Linked DNA regions of Mus musculus: region 2 is linked to region 1. Evidence: chromatin loops called from intact Hi-C (ENCODE). Cell type or tissue: heart. All regions are shown on one strand. Links, peaks and the distances in the headings refer to the core of each region. The heading gives the core; the rest is flanking DNA. Region 1 holds the start of Slc35b4 (solute carrier family 35, member B4). Region 2 holds the start of Bpgm (2,3-bisphosphoglycerate mutase).

Evidence for each region. A loop is a pair of places that touch in the nucleus more often than their neighbours do. Peaks named below come from ENCODE experiments on the same cell type or tissue, not always from the same donor. Only the 100,000 strongest peaks of a DNase experiment are listed, where the experiment ranks them.
Region 2: it touches region 1 in a loop (5-fold over the local background); 1 of 42 quality-filtered maps calls a loop at or near these places.

The regions. Positions count from the first base shown.
Region 1 is chr6:34,173,776-34,179,154 of GRCm38, forward strand. It overlaps Slc35b4 (solute carrier family 35, member B4), which reads right to left and starts at 3,279. Exons shown (of 10, transcript NM_021435.3): 1 at 3,003-3,279. The coding sequence starts at 3,079. Gm13855 (a long non-coding RNA gene) reads left to right here and starts at 3,273. Exons shown (of 3, transcript XR_868963.3): 1 at 3,273-3,447; 2 at 4,430-4,589. In heart, for the core only: no CTCF peak of the experiment used is centred there; a DNase peak (open chromatin) is centred at 3,276; H3K4me3 peaks cover 1,878 bases; H3K27ac peaks cover 776 bases.
Region 2 is chr6:34,471,781-34,477,159 of GRCm38, forward strand. Bpgm (2,3-bisphosphoglycerate mutase) reads left to right here and starts at 4,576. Exons shown (of 3, transcript NM_007563.5): 1 at 4,576-4,642. In heart, for the core only: a CTCF peak has its summit at 2,446 (motif pointing right); a DNase peak (open chromatin) is centred at 4,461; H3K4me3 peaks cover 1,786 bases; H3K27ac peaks cover 3,178 bases.

The DNA.
Region 1 (5,379 bases), core at 270-5,269:
GTAAAAGATTTAAAAAGCTTAAGCGGTTTAGACTTGTATCCTTCATTTGATCTATTTTCCTTTACTTATCCACAGTTCATGGCTAAGGACATGGAGGTCACATGTACTGTGTTAGGTCAGACTGCATGGCTTGGGTTGGTATATCAGTGCTACTGTTACCAGGCTTTACATGGGCAACCATTACCACCATCTAACTTTAGGGTGCCCCAGAAGAAATCTCACCAGGAATCACATTCCTGTTCTCCCTCCCATGGGGTCCTCTGATAACTCTAGTCTACTTTTTGTCTTTGCATAGGAGGTGCGTGATGCCTTCCTACGATCCGACATTCAACACTCCTTTAAGCTAACTCGGAGAGCATCTTAGGGACACACTGCTGGCACGGCTCAAGGAAAAGGGTTCTGTTAGCTGGAATAAATCGCTTTAAAGCGAATAAATAAAGTTCTAATAAATAAAAACTTGAAATGCTTTCCCAGAATCTTTCCTTCTCTTAAGCTTTATTTAAGACTTATAATCATTAATTGCAGACACCTTCTCTTACTTAGGACTTTCTTTGGCAAAAATTCAAATTTCAATTAAAAAAAAAAAACAAACAAACAACCCAGCAACTTTGAAAGGAATGACTTGGGCAGACGTTTTCACCTCCTTTCTTTCCTGGATATAAAACTTTCTTATTGAATTCACCATCATGTCTTAAAGGGAAAAATAAAATCTTTCAGATTGTTATCCTGATGTTAAGACACACAATACCTTACCTGCTTCATTAGCTCTCTATGTGTATGTGTGTGTGTGTGTGTGTGTGTGTGTGTGTGTATAGCATATACACATATGTATCATGCTTTCAAGGTTGACCATAAGCTCCTTAAGAAGGGAATCAAGACCTCACTCACTACTGTGTAGCTGCTTACGCAGTGCACAAGGTTTGCACCTTATCACTGGCACCAATTCTAGGTCTACAAAGGTCAGCAAGAAGAAACTGAATCTGTTTTTCAACTGGGGGGGAAATGGCTCAACACTCCCTTCTTTCAACAAGTCTTTGCAGCCTTTGTATTTAGAGTTAACACCTGAGTGTTCCAAGGAAGCCATTTAAAAAGCACAGCTTCTGCTTTTCTGAGAAGTTTCTACGGTGATTTCTCAAGATTAAAGCCACAAATCTCAAGATCATATCTAGAAGGAACTTTAAAGGCTATCTGGACGAATCGGGTCGGCTTTCACGGCTCGACAGTGTGAAGAGTTTACTTAAGCAAATCAGGCATACGTTGTTATCAGTCTAATGTACTATACATTGCATTAATAAGCCCACTTCCTTACGTCTTAAGGAAAACCCTCAGTTGTATGCAAAAATGCAGATTTATATATATGTAAAGTTAAATAAGGAATTTGGATTCATTTACAAATTGATCCTAATAAAATTCTAAATAAAAGTTCCTATAAAGAATGAAAAGACTTTATAAAGAGAAAGGAATCCATTTCTGGATACACACAGAACTTTTCTGGACCCTCACAAAAACAACGTACGCCTGCACTGAGACAAATTGTAAGGGAGAAGGCTAGGGAAGTCACCAACGTGAGGTAGGCATTTCTCATTCACCTTCAAAATCCATGGGGATGAAGCTGTTATCACCCACCCCTCTGATGGTTGAGAAAAGTGTTTTAGCCAAGAGCTCACAAGCTAGAACACACAGGTTTCACATAATTTAGTGGCATATTCAATGCAATTATCTGACTTTGTTTCTATAGCTAGCCTGAATATATATCACTTTCTTATTTAAAAATATATTAAATAGATTGAATTCCAAAGTTTTCTGCCTTTGAAGTGTATCCAGAAACTTCTTTTTCATTTTCATCTTCCTGTCCACTCCCAAGACAATCGATCTTCATCAACACTCTGCATAATAAAACGGTAAGCTCTCTAAAAGCAAACTATAACACATACAGACTTGATCATAAATAAACTGCTTACTTCTGAAGGATTCAAACCAACAGTATCAAACAGGATAAATTTCCAACAGACATCACACCATGTTCAAAACTCAAGTTCAAAAATGGAAGGCATCTGGAAATGTTACTGGGCTAGGAGCTTAGACAGATACAGTCCAGCCCATTTTTGCTCTGCCACTTCCAAATAGTGAAAAGATGCCCAACTTTGCATCTGTTTCACTTTCAACAAAACAATGTAACTCTTGGTCACAGGGTTGCCCTAAGCAGTATATAGATAGAAACCTGTAGCTAGTGACTCTGAACTGAGTATTGAACTGTCTGAAAAAGGAGACCGAAGCTCCAAACCTTAAATAACTAACTGGAGCTGTTTAGTCCTAATCGTTTTCCAGTTCATCTCCTGTCTCTTTTCTAACTTCTGCCTACTGAACTTTGCACATAGTTACCCAACGTTATTTGCAAGACACCACACCACAAAGCCAATCCTGTTCCCAATCTACACTTCAAAGAGCACGCTTCTCAACGAAAGACTGTGATGTGCGAAATGCCCAGGGACCATGGTGACAGCTCAGTTGTTATCTGCACCACATCACTCACATATGAGTCTAAGCCAAGTGCTCACAACCATCTATCTCTACGACCAACAAAAACAAATGTTTCGCAAAACATGTCAACACACACACACACACACACACACACACACACACACACACAAAACTTTCTGTGAGAAAAGTTTTGCTCCAGACAGACACGTGTCATTCATTCACTGGTCAGCGAAAGGTGCTAGAGTTGGATGAGTAGTAGTTGGAGAGGGTGCTCCTAGAGACCTAGGATCGGTCACGTGAGAAAGTCTCCAGGCTTCAAACTCCCCAAAGTGTGGCTTGGAGATGCCGACAGCAGCACTCTGGATGTTCCTGTCACCTGGATGCTAACGAATGGAGGAGTGCCAGGGCTGCAGAGTAGCTGACTGCGTGGGTATCCCGTGCAGCGCACTAGGGAGGCGGCCAGGGCTAGCAACCCCGGACCAGCTTCGAGAACCCGGGCGCGGCCCGAGAGGGTCACTCACCGGGCCAGCAGCTCTAGGAAGATCACATTACTGCAGCAGCCTGCGAACACCAGGCCCACCGCGAAGGCCGGGCGCATGGCCGGTGCGGGGCACGGGGAGCCAGCGCGCAGAAAAAGCGCCCTTTCAGTTCGCTACCCTAGAAAATCCGCGCGCAACATCACCACCGCCAGCGGTTCCCTCCCTGAGGGCCGTCTTGATCAACTCTTCCTCCGCAGCTGCCACCGACGCGGCCAGACCAGGAGCTGTAGTTCTCAGTCATACCCGGTCCCATTCATTTGAGGGGGCGTCCTAGGGCTAACCAAACTACATGTCCCAGCAGACCGCGCGCCTTTACGGCAGGCGTGAAAAAAACAGGCAAGTTTCCCCCGAAGGCTCGCGTGAGTCGGTGTCGCACTGCCTTCTGGGAAATGAAGTCCCAATGCTGTTCGTGTTCAGTACCATAAAGGTTGGAATGGGATTCAACGAAATAGCTTGTGTGCTCCCTGTAACTGACTTCTCATTAGAGTATTCTAGCATCTGTAACAACTCACCTGCAACTGAGAGAATGTAGAAATTCCTGTAACATCTAAACCGAATTCTAGGACAACAGCGAACCTAAAAGTTTTGAGATTGAGCCTTGGCTTAAACTGCCTGTTTAGAGCATTGGCTTAGTACTCCACTCTCATCACAGGGGAAGATAGGCCTGTCTTACTAATAGTTGTTGTAGAATAGACTAATACAGTAAATGTATTGCTTTATGTCGTGATTTTTGTAGAGACACTGAACACATGTCTTGTGCTGGCATTTTGCCAGCTTAAGGTGCTCATTAAATATTGAATTTAACTGATAAAAGGCATTCTTTTTGCCATAGTTCTTGTTTCTAGTCTCCTTTGAAAGACAGACATTCCCAATTTCAGAATGCACTAGAGCTTATTGAAAATTCAAAGTTCAGGACCACAAATAAAAATTGTGCTCAGTAACCATCATTTAGAGCATGCAGGCGCCAGGATTCTGATGAGATCTCTGGGTCACAAGTTGGGGAAGCCACTGGCAAGTTAGTTGTGAATCTTGAGGAAAACTTCGGAGTGTTTATGTTTATCCCCTAAATTGCCTCCCATCATGTGGTGTCACTGCTGATGCAATCACACGTATGAAGGGGCACAGTTCTGAGCAGTAGCACTAGTCTTACATAATAGGAAGAAATAGGGCTGTTAATTCATCGCATCTATGAAAAACTGGTCTTGCTAGGTGTACAAACACAGAACACAAAGGCACTGGCCTATGTACATAGTTGATGGTCACCATGCAGTCTTTCTTGCTATTGCTGTTGAATCGGAGTGAACACCAAGAGGCTCAGTAACTGATGCCACAAGACTTCAGCTGAAGGGTAAAAGGCACGTGCTTCCTTTCAACACTTAAATGCTGACGTGAGCATTGTATGTGCGCAGCATATGTCTTTCAGGTGCGCTCAGAGGCCAGACAAAGGCATCCGATCTAGAGCTGGAGTTTCAGAGGTTGTAAGCCATTCCCTGAGTGCTCCAAGTTGAACCTGGGTTCTCTGCCAGAGCAGCCAGTGCTCTCAACCACAAAAGCATCTCTCCCATCCAGGTATGGCCAGTTTTGACTGGAGTGCTTGAACGTTGGCATTCTCAGAGTTTCCCCGGGTGATTTCTGTAGCTGAAGCTGAGAGCTGTTGAGGAAGGGGAAGTACTTAGAGGGACGGAGTCAGTGACATCAGTAGGTCATCTTTAAAGTGTCACCTCAGCCTGATTAAACTGAAATCCATAGGGAATGGAACCCAGGATCATCTGTCATTGAAACTCCAAGGCTGGGAAGCCTCACTTTGACTTAGTTCAGTTCTCAAGCCTGGCTACATGATAGAGCCACATGAGAGACTTTAACAATTTGCTGAACCACGAAACTAAGCCCAAAAATATCAGAGCCACTGCCAACCAAATAAGGAAGACACCTAAGTTTGATGTCTAAGCGGTGACATCTGTAGATGCTTCTGGCTAGAGAAAAGCTGAGCCTTAGCTCTGATTGGACTGGAGATTATTTCACGGCACACAAAGCTTCACTTCTCATCTACCGCTCCCATGCACACACCAAACTTGGAAGTACTTGAAGGGCGTTCTAATCATCTCTTCCTGAGTCTCAGATAAAAATCAAAACAGACTTAAGTAAATGAACGAAGAAGGAGTCTGAGTGTCTGCATATGCTCTGGATCTTCCTCCGTATTTCTGTCTTAACCTATCCCAGTTTTTAGTAAGAATATATTTACTATACATATCGATGACCTGGGCTCTTGTTCAAATGCTGACTCTGGGTTCTTCTACAAACTAAACACAGGTTAAACATTTCTAACAAGCTTTGAGTTCGTGCCAGGTCTCCTGGTCTG
Region 2 (5,379 bases), core at 235-5,234, 300 kb after region 1:
GGGTCATTTACACCGGGACCCTTTTAAAGAAAGATTGATTTCTATGTTATGAATGTTTGCCTGCATGTTTGTGTACTGGGTAGCTGGTGCCTTCAGAGGTTCAAAGGTCAGAGGTTCAAAGGCTGTCAGATCCCCCTGGAACTGGAACTACAGCTGATTGTGAGCTGCCTCGTGGTGCAGGGAACTCTACCAGAGTCTTCTGCGAGAGCCTTAACCACTGAGCCATCTCTCCGGTCCCCACGTTGAGACTTTTTAAAGCTAGAATTTATTGAGTTTTTGCCCTGCAGAGAAGATATTCTTTAAATAACATAATTTTGTGAGGTGGTTACAATTAATATGCCTCATTATATAATGAAATGAGAGATGTTAGACAGGCTGTCCCAGACAACACGGTATAGAATAACAGTCCTTACGGGAAACCAGGCAGACTGGTTCTAGTGGAGTGCACATCAGACAGAGTGCACACACTACACGGCTGTACACCTTTGAATCTGCCATCACTGCTCTTCTCTAGTGATCACTACCCGTTCCGGGTAACACACCTGCATTTGCCACTCATCCGGAGACAGGACTCTCTTATTCTAAGCTCTAAGCTTTTCTATGCAAGTGGTCCCTTCGCCCACTCACTCTTCTTTTTTTCTCAGCTGCAAAAGGAGGGAGCTGAAGGGGCAGAACTGGAGGTCAGGACGTATACAAAGCAAGCCACCACCACGATGAGAAACACACACACACACACACACACACACACGTTTCCATTCATACATGTGAGCTAAAGTGACTGTCCTAGAAGTACGAGAGAAACTGGTCACCAAAAGGCTTGTGAGGAGACGTATGGGGTGGAAGGTTTAAGAAACTGCTACCAAAATAGTTAAGACAGGATTAGTTCTCGTGCTCTACAGCATGGTAAGATGACTGTACATATTATACATTTAATAATGGAGCAGACTGAAGGAGTCCAAAAGGCCCTAGCACAAAGAAATGATGTTTAGAAGGGCAGAAACGTTAATTACCATTCTATCATGATACACTATATATATACATATATATACACATATATCAAATTATTACCTGCTCATTATACATATACAATTAAGTAAATGGGAAAAGGTAAATATTAAAAAATAAATACAAAAGCTGGGTGTAATGCTTGCCAGTAATCCCGTAACTTTGTGGGTTAAAACAGAAGGATTTTGAGTTCAAGGTCAGCTTGGGTTATACAGCAAATATTGACTCAAAAAAAAAAACCCAAATTGAAATAAACAGAATTATTTCCTTTTTTCAGTTTTCTTTGGAGCTAACATTCTGAGCACACATATACCACTTAGATGCAAATACATGGGCAATGGGTAACCACAGGAGAAAGGAAGGTCGATATGTGGAAAAATGGGAAGTCACTCCTCTAAGCTGGTGGAAGGCAAGGAGGATAACTTGTGCCATATTCACAAAGGTTTCCTACTAGTACCAGCCTGGTTCCCTGGAAGAGTTAAAGGAAGTTCAGGGGGACTTCCCAGGAGGCTGCTAAGAAACTGGAGGCAGCATGTGATGGCAGACAAGGCTTGGGTACCAACTGTATATAGAAATGAACACACTTTTTAGTTTCAGGAAAGAGGAATCTGCACTCAGGTCAATGGTGAAGGACAGACATGGGCTTATTGCACTAGGTTAACTTGACTTTGAAAAAGAAAGGAGTTGGGGGAGACTACCAGCAGCAAACAGCCAGCTCATGATGATGTGCCCTGATACTAAGATAAACAGACAGTCCTGTACATGGGATATGGACTAACTCTGTAATTTACTGGAGAAAGACAATGGTTCTGCTAAACTAGATAAAGGTAGAACCATCTAAGTCAGTAGTAATGTTTTTATGCTTTGTGGACCAATTCAGCCCTGTTTGGAAAAGGCCATGGCCTCTGTACACATCGATGTGAAATTATTTTCACCAGTTAAGTATGCTACCATTAGATGTACTTTATTCAGGTTATTAATGGAACAATTCTCAAGGAACAACATGGGCGGATACTGACTTTTCAATATATGCAGACAATAAAGACAAAGACAATAAGGTTAAAATAATTTATTATTGTTTCATTTATTTGACTGAAAGTGGGATTACATCAAAATTTGAAGTAATGAGCCCAAAGAAACTTGTTTTCATAATATCTATATTGTATCAGAATGGAATTCCTCATTTAAAAAATTTAAATATTCATTCTTGTTATCTTTCCTTTTTTCTTTTCTTTTTGAGACAGGTGTCACTGTATAGTCCTAGCATTCCTGGAAATCCTTATGAAGACCAGGCTGGCCTTGAACTCACAGAAATCTTCCTTCCTCTGCCTCCTGAGTGCTGGGATTAAAGGCATGGATCACCGCGTCTGGCTTTCTTATTGTTTTTTAGTTATGTGTATAGATGTGTACATACAAGTGCAGGTGTTCATGGAGTCCAGGAGAGGGCGCTTGACCTCCTGGAGCTGGAGCTATAGACATTGTGAGACATCAAATGTGGGTGCTAGAAACTGAACTCAGATGCTCTGTTAGGGGTACCATAGTATCATAACTGTTGGGTCATCTCTTCAGCCTTAGAATTAAATTCCTCATAGCTGGAATACATTGCTTGTGGGAGGTGGAGGCAGTTGTAAGAAAAAAGGCTTTCCCCAGAACTATAAATTAGCAGCCTTGGGTTTTTGTTTCAATCCCCTATTGTTTGTGCAAGGAACCAGGTAGGGTTCTTTCTAAGGCCCAGTGAAGTAAGGCGTAGTCTAATGTTTTTGAAGGTCATCTTTGCCTCAAATGGATTTATGATAATCTTTGTGAGCACAGGTTCACTCTTTCAACGTTCTCAAGGCAAACAGCTCACAGACAGATCGGAACATGGGGTCCAGGATATGATATTGCGATCTAGATAAACATAAGAACAATCTTGCCATGCAACAGTGACTCCTGCCATTGCTAACTTCTGTGAATACCTGTGTCGTAAAGACCAGGCTTGCTCCCAACACTCGCTTTCACATCCCACCTAAGAGCATCATAGGTAAAGATGTTTTGTTTTTTTTTAAAATAACAATGTACACACTAGTGACCCTGGTGAATAGTTCTAAAAGACAAGTATTGTAAAGTTTTATATGCCAAGCTAGTGTTATTGAGTATTCCTAACAAGGTCAAAGTAAATCAAATGAGCAGGCATCCTAAGGTTCAGAGTACCCTCAAATGTCAAATGCTGTATGGCTGTTAGGATTGGTTTTGCATGGCTGCCGTTACCCTTCCTGAGGAGAAAGCTTTGATACTACAGGGCAGCGGAAATGTTTTCTGGTCCATCTGCCCTCATGAAGAAGAGGAAGAACAGGTTGGCAGGTGTGTACGATTGGGCAGATTCCTTCTCCAGCTGTTCTGACCTGAGAATCCACTGGCTAAGACAAGTAGCCACACCTGAGCCATCCAGGAGGTAGAGTTTAACTTTGCTAAGCCACCATCACTACAGCACTGGGTTCACACACCATCACTCCAGCCGACAGAACTCACTGTCCTTGAGAGACGCTCTCTCAGAAAGGGGTAGCTGCAACTATCATGAGCTAAAATGCATAAATGGGACATACAGCTTGCTACAAGCAGGCCATCATGACACCAGTTCATGGTGTGTCAAGATTTTCATCCTAAATAACTGATCTGAGCACCCATTAGCTGGTCACAAACTTATTGGACTTGTTTATAGAATTAACTAGGTGAGTTCAGAAGACACTAAGTGGAACAGCTTTCAGAAACCAAGAAGGGGAATTTTCCCGTCTGCTCAGGCACACATAACATTTCTTATCTTTCTCATTCACGTTTTGACACACGTTTCAGACCTTGTGTGGTAGTTCAAGCCTGCTTAGTAGCTTCCAGCTCTGGTACCAGACCCGAGTGACAAGCTGGCATTTTCATAGGTTTAATTTCAGAAACTGTAGTGTACCATTTTCTACTTTTCTAACCTCTTCGCCCTTCTTGTACTTTTAGGATATCCTATTATTCGCTTCTCTTCTCTTCATAATGTTAGGAGAAAGTAAGAATGAGCGACTATCTGTAAATAGGACACTTTAAAGGTTTTCATTTTAATCTCTGTTTTCGACGCACAGGCGTGCCAAACAAGCTTTCGTGAGGATCTACCGGGTTCAGCCTAGGTAGGACCTGAAATTTTCCGTTAACTAGAAGAAGTATCCCTTCATCTGCTGACCCGCTTTTCACAGCAGGTGTGTTTCAATTTCGAGAACTTCAAACAGGTCTCTGGACGGCAAAGCTAGCAGCCCACAAACATTGCCCCGGCGATGCTCAGGGGTTTGGGTCTCTACGACTAAAGCCCGCCTGCCTATGTCCGAAACTACCATCTTATTGGTCTATCCGTGCGTCTGTTTCCTCATTAAACCAATCATAGCTTCCCTTCTTACCCCAGGGACTTGAGAAACCGGAAAGAACCTCCGGCTGGTCGCTGGCCAGAGGGCGGGGCCGTGAATGAGTGACAACTCTGTCTTCCAATACCCAGCGCTATCGGTTCTGACCATTTTGGCTTCTAGGCTACAAAAGAGCGTTGATGCCGGCTGTAGCGATGAATCCTCACTGGCGTCTGCAGCACGGCGTTACCGAGGACCGGCTGCTACTGGTAGTTTCCTTGCAGGTGAGTGGCTTCGTTGTAATTGTTACAGTTGTGAGGATTTCTTTTCTTTCATGAGTGGCTTGCTGTTCTATCGTGAGAAGGCCGGTTGCTACCTTGCCCGGCTTTAGTATCTGGTGGGAACCTGATGCCCGCTTCAAGCGAGACCCTCCCGAGTACCCCAGCTCTCAGCTGGCCCTTTCTCAGCGAGCATCTCTCAGGAACAGTGAGTTCTGTCGGCTGGAGTGATGGTGTGTGAACCCAGAGCTGTAGTGATGGTGGCTTAGCAAAGTTAAACTCTACCTCCTGGATAGCTCAGGTGTGGCTACTTGTCTTAGCCAGTGGATTCACTGGAAGGAAGCAGGTGTAGGGCGAAGGCAGACCTTGATCCTAAAAGTGTAAGTTAAGGGGGGAAATATCATGGAAGGCAAAGAGGTTGTTGCATATTCAGGAGTCTCAGGAACCATATTCCGGGTTCAGGGGAACACTACCCCCTCCCCAGCACACACGCGTGCACGCCCGACCACCACTATCATGGCCAAAAAGTGTCATTTCTTTTTGTGCTAAGGGGTAGGAGCAAGTATTTCACTACAGTAAGTCAAAAGAAATGCAAAATTGTAATGAAGTTTATTATTAGACTTTGCAGGATGGAGCCCCCCCCCCCAAATTAGGAAGGGTTTATAGCCCGTGAATGGGGGAAATGGTTCTAGAATATTAACTAACAGAATTCCGACGCCTTCGGGAGGAAATAAAAAGTAAAT